Linked DNA regions of Homo sapiens: region 1 is linked to region 2. The links are chromatin loops, found by intact Hi-C in ENCODE. Cell type or tissue: Caco-2. All regions are shown on one strand. Links, peaks and the distances in the headings refer to the core of each region. The heading gives the core; the rest is flanking DNA.

What was found. Peaks named below come from ENCODE experiments on the same cell type or tissue, not always from the same donor. Only the 100,000 strongest peaks of a DNase experiment are listed, where the experiment ranks them.
Region 1: a loop joins it to region 2, with 3 times the contacts of the local background. A loop is called at or near these places in 1 of 110 quality-filtered maps.

What each region holds. Positions count from the first base shown.
Region 1 is chr10:21,473,721-21,476,638 of GRCh38, forward strand. No RefSeq gene overlaps it. Among named protein-coding and RNA genes, the nearest start is that of MIR1915, 21 kb to the right of the region's middle. RefSeq lists an enhancer at 1-100. In Caco-2, for the core only: no CTCF peak of the experiment used is centred there; a DNase peak (open chromatin) is centred at 1,881.
Region 2 is chr10:21,397,993-21,400,910 of GRCh38, forward strand. No RefSeq gene overlaps it. Among named protein-coding and RNA genes, the nearest start is that of LINC02643, 27 kb to the left of the region's middle. In Caco-2, for the core only: no CTCF peak of the experiment used is centred there; a DNase peak (open chromatin) is centred at 1,819.

The sequences.
Region 1 (2,918 bases), core at 320-2,819, 76 kb after region 2:
AGCAGTACCATCATTGTAGCAGTGGGGCCGGGCCTGGGCTGAATCACCCTTCAGCAGTGATAACCACCAGGTGATGATATAAGAAGCAGCAACCCAGCCGGGCGCGGTGCCTCACACCTGTAATCCCAGCACTTTGGGAGGCTGAGGTGGGCGGATTACGAGGTCAGGAGTTTGAGACCAGCCTGACCAACGTGGGAAACCCCATCTTTACTAAAAATACAAAAATTAGCCAGGCATGGTGGTGCATGCCTATAATCCCAGCTACTCAGGAGGCTGAGGCAGGAGAATCACTTGAACCCAGGAGCCGGAGTTTGCAGTGAGCTGAGATCATGCCACTGCACTCCAGCCCAGGCGACAGAGTGAGACTCCATCTCAAAAAAAAAAAAAAAAAAAGCAGCAACCCTAAACCAGAGCACACTGAGGAACTATTTAATTCTGCAGCTTTTTTGCTACTTCATGTTTGAGAGCAGACCTGATCACTTTGAACTGAATAAGCCCCTATTATTCTGGAATAATTGGAGGGTGATGGACAGTTTTAAAAGAGAGATTCTGTGGTCAGGCACAGTAGCTCATGCCTGTATTCACAGCACTTTAAGAGGCTGAGGCAAGAGGATCGCTTGAACCCAGGAGTTCAAGACGAACCTGAGCAACATAGCGAGACCCCATCACTACAAAAAAAAAAAAAGGATAAGTACAGAGTGCTTCGGAAACAGATAGAGAGGTATCCAACCAAGTCTAAAGGAAATATAGAAAAAACTTCCCAAAGTACATTAATCAGGACATTTATTGCCAGTTGGTAAAGCAAAGAATCCTAAATATCAATGATTTAACACAATTAATTAATATTAAATATTTATATTTTTGTTCTGCACCAGCAGATTTCCTTTTCTTTTTCTTTCTTTTTTTTTTTTTTGTTATTGTTGTTGTTGAGATGGAGTCTCGCTCTGTTGCCGAGGCTGGAGTGCAGTGGCGCGATCGTGGCTCAACCTCTGCCTCCCGGGTTCAAGTGATTCTCCTGCCTCAGCCTCACGAGTAGCTGGGATTACAGGCATGTGCCACCACACCCAGCTAACTTTTGTATTTTTAGTAGAGGCGGGGTTTTGCCATGTTGCTGGTCTCAAACTCCTGACCTCAAGTGATCCTCCCATCTTGGCCTCCCAAAGTTTTGGGATTACAGGCGTGAGCCACTGTGCCTGGCCAAACCCACAACTTTTACTTACATTCCATTCTCCAGAACCAGCCACATGGCCCCACCAAGATGCAAGAGAAATGGGTAATGTAGGTTTTCTGGGTCCCAGGAAGGAAATGAAATGGTTTGGTGAACACATAGCATTTTCTCTGCCACACAGAAGTGATTTCTGAGTTAAAGGATGAGGGAGTGAGGCCCAGCACGGTGGCTCACACCTGTAATCCCAGCACTTTCGGAGGCCAAGGTGGGTGGATCACCTGAGGTCAGGAGTTCGAGACCAACCTGACCAATATGGAGAAATCCCATCTCTACCAAAACTACAAAAATTAGCCGGGCGTGGTGGCACATGCCTGTAATCCCAGCTACTCGGGAGGCTGAGGCAGGAGAATCGATTGAACCTGGGAAGCGGAGGTTGCAGTGAGCCAAGATCACACCACTGCACTCCAGCCTGGGTGACGGGGGAAGGATCTTGGTGGGAAGTGACTGGAGTAAAAAATGTCAGGGGAAGGTATGATAAGCTGTGAGACTAAAAAGTAAACAAGGCCCTATCATAAAGAGTCTGTGTGCCATGTAAACTAAACTGGGCTTTTATCCAGTTTAGTTTACACGGCACACATGGAGAGCCATTCACGGGTTTTAAACAAGGGAGTGATGTGATCATATCTTAGCTTCTGAAAGATCATTTGGACTGAGGCATAGAGACCAGATTGGAGGTCAGACACGTAGCTCAAGCCTGTCATTCCAGCACTTTGGGAGACCAGAGTAGGAGGATCATTTGAGATCCGGAGTTCGAGACCAGCCTGGGCAACATAGCAAGACCCCACCTCTAAAAATAAACTTGTTAAAAAAAATTGTGTGAATGAAGAGTGTGGCAATGAGGGGTGAACAAGCAGGGGAAAATGGTGTTGTATACTGAGACAAATAATTTTTTTTTGTTTGAGACGCAGTCTCGCCCTGTCACTCAGGCTGGAATGCAGTGGTGCGATCTCGGCTCACTGCAACCTCCGCCTCCAGGGTTCAAATGATTCTCCTGCCTCGGCCTCCTCAGTAGCTGGGATTACAGGCGCACACCACCACACCCAGCTAATTTTTGTATCTTCAGTAGAGACGGGGTTTCACCATGTTGGTCAGGCTGGTCTTGAACTCCTGACCTTGTGATCTGCCCACCTCAGCCTCCCAAAGTGCTGGGATTATAGGCGTGAGCCACCGTGCCCGGCCAAAGAATTTTTTGTTTTAAAGAGCAGTTTTAAGGAGAAATATAATATGCTTGGGGAACAGCCAAGTGAAGTCAGAGTTATTTGGAAAACTAGGCCTAAAGACAGATCTTAACAGGAGATGAAAGATGTGATGGGCATCAGTATAGGGATGGTGCTTGAGACTGTAACTGGGGATTACCCAGGCAGGCTGTGAAGAGCAGGAATGGAAGAAGTGATGGACAGTTAAGTGTTTTAACAATCATCTCTCCAGCTAAAGGAGGCCTGATATGTAGCATTTGCTGATGTCTGTGGTCAACTCCAAGCTACCAACTTGTCATCACTGAGCCTAGAGTTGTGAAGAGATGCACCCAATTAGTTTTTATGAGCTGCTGGGAGCCAACTCCACACAACAGTGGATACAAGAGAGCCCTGCATACACATATTTAAGAGACAGAATAAAAGAAATCTTGACTAGGCTCAGGGGCTCACGCCTGTAATCTCAGCACTTTGGGAGGCCAAGGTGGGCGGATAAC
Region 2 (2,918 bases), core at 306-2,805:
TACTAAAAAATACAAAAATTAGCCAGGCATGGTGGCAGGCACCTGTAATCCCAGCTACTAGGGAGGCTGAAGCAGGAGAATTGCTTGAACCTGGGAGGCAGAGGTTGCAGTGAGCCGAGATCGCACCATTGCACTCCAGCCTGGGCAACAGAGCAAGACTCTGTCTCAAAAAAAAAAAAGAAGAAGAGAAAATAATCAAGCGGTTTCACCCCTTGTATCTGTTCAGTAGACCCTCCCTCTCTTTAAAATTATACTGGATGTGGCCAGGTGTGATGGCTAACGCCTGTAATCCCAGCACTTTGGGCAGCCGAGGCAGGTGGATTGCTTGAGGCCAGGAGTTTGAGACCAGCCTGGCCAACATGGTGAAACCCCATCTCTACCAAAAATACAAAAAATTAGTCTTGCGTGGTGGTGGGCGTCTGTAATCTCAGCTACTCAGGAGGACAAAGCAGGAGAATTGCTTGAACCTGGGACGTGGAGGTTACCATGAGCTGAGATCATGCCATTGCACTCCAGCCTGGACAACAAGAGCGAAACTTCATCTAAAAAAAAAAAAAAAAAACCCAATAACTTATGGAAAATAAAATTTAAAAAAATAGAAAAATAAAAAAATAAAGATTGTACTGGATGTAACTAGGACAAGTGATCTCTTTCATCCTACCTCACCAAAGAAGGCCCCTTAGCTGCATAAACTTGTTTAATGAATGAATCACCAAGATGATTAATCAAGGGATAGGAATGACAGTGGTTCCAAATGTGCCTCTATTTTTTGATAGCATGAGAATATCCCTGGCTAAGTAAAAGGGTAGTTGTAACTACTGTTGTAAATCACACTGACTTTTAGCAGGTTGTTTAAAGCAGGATGGAAAGTTCAGCCAGTCCAAGCACCAGGCTAGTCCTCTATTCCACACCTCATAAAATGAACCTAAGGTACCTTTGTAAGAAAGCAGCATAGACCATACAATGCCAGAGTCCCTGGGGAAGAGAGAAAATGTGAAAAGCAAACTATAGGCTTTAAAAAATGCAAATCCAGCTTATGTTTGGATTCAACTATTTTAAAATATGTCCTCTTAGCCCACTAGCCACTCCACTTGGAAGGAGACGTAATTTATGTCTAAGGAGTGGCAGAATTCATTCAGAATCATCATCTTCTAATTCAGCCTCGTGGCTCTAAAAATTGCCTCTGGGTACTTGCCTAAAATAACTTTTAGAGTCTGTACTCCAATAAAGAGTCCTTTGCTGAAACTTGGATCAAATGCTCATTTATTACCCTTACCTCTTTATCAATTAAAAAACATGTTATAAAAGCACATTCTTTATAAGAGGAAAGACATAGAAGTTATTCTCTTTGCTATGCTCACAGTACAATTTTTCCAAAATGAAAGGAAACATGTGTCCAGGGTGGGGAAAATGTGCTGGTGTCATGCGGCGGCTCTATGAAATATTACTACCTGATCAGAATCAGACAGAAACCAATGGGTAGGGGGTAACAACTTCCCTTTGCAAGCATCAGCTCTGTATGCGGTGGAGGTAAAAGTGATTAAGAGACTGAGCCAAGAACTAGAAAATCATATTTTTATTCAATGTTTAAAACTCAACTTTCTCTAGGTACAAGGAATCTCCATCTGTTTTAGAATTGGGATGATCACAAAGGTGCTGGCTGAAATGGTTTATTCCTAAAGCTCCTCTTCTTGAAAAAATATTTATTTAACAGATCAAAGCCTGTGAGCCCATCATCAGCTTTCCATTCTTCTCAGCACACAGCTATTGTGGACCCAGCCGGCTTCCAAATATAGGCATGGAGACATATGATGTCACAGTCTGGCATGCAAAGCTCCCCAACCCCACACATGCATGCACTCATAAAGAATGCAAACGTCTCTTAAAACCGTGCACTTAAACATGTTTTGTAAGGTTCTGTGGTTGCATCCCCAGAGATGGAAGTCAAGGAAAACCTGTTCTGCAGATGGAAAAAAGAGGTTATAGCAGAGAGGTCTACTCTCCTTAATCAGTAGTTTCTGGTCTCTAAAAGCAATGAGCCAGCCAAAGAACAAATGAAAAAAGAAATCTATTGACTAGAAACCCCTTTAAAAGAGGTCTTGGCTGGGTGCAGTGGCTCATGCCTGTAATCCCAGCACTTTGGGAGGCTGAGGCAGGCGGATCACGAGGTCAGGAGATCGAGACCATCCTGGCCAACATGGTGTAACCCCGTCTGTACTGAAAATACAAAAATTAGCTGGGTGTGGTGGTGCGTTCCTGTAATCCCAGCTACTCAGGAGGCTGAGACAGGAGAATAGCTTGAACCAGGGAGTCGGAGGTTGCAGTGAGCAGAGATCGTGCCACTGCACTCCAGCCTGACAACAGAGCAAGACTACATCTAAAAAAAAAAAAAAAAAAAAAAGAGAGAGAGATCTTATATTAAATCTCTGATCCATCTAAAACAGCAACATTCTGTTGTGTTAGACTCAGCATAGCTTTGTCCTTCAAGGGGAGACAGTCCATCAGTAAACACATAATTCTGAGTGACACCTATGTGCCTCTTGCTACAACTAGGGTTGAGGGCTAGATGTCAGAGAAGTTGAGGTTTCTATATGTAGAAAGTCTGCAGTCTAGCTTGGAAGGTGCCTTAGCCCATTCAGGCTGCCACAACAAAATACCATAGACAGGATAATTTATAAACAACAGACATGTATTTACTTATTTATCCACTTATTTTTATTTTTACTTTTATTTTTATTTTTGAGACAGTCTCACTCTGTCACCCAGGCTGGAGTGCAGTGGCGCAATCTCGGCTCACTACAACCTCCACCTCCCGGGTTCAAGCGATTCTCCTGCCTCAGCCTCCTGATTAGATGGGATTACAGGCATCTGCCACAATACCTGGCTAATTTTTGTATTTTTAGTAGAGACAGGGGTTT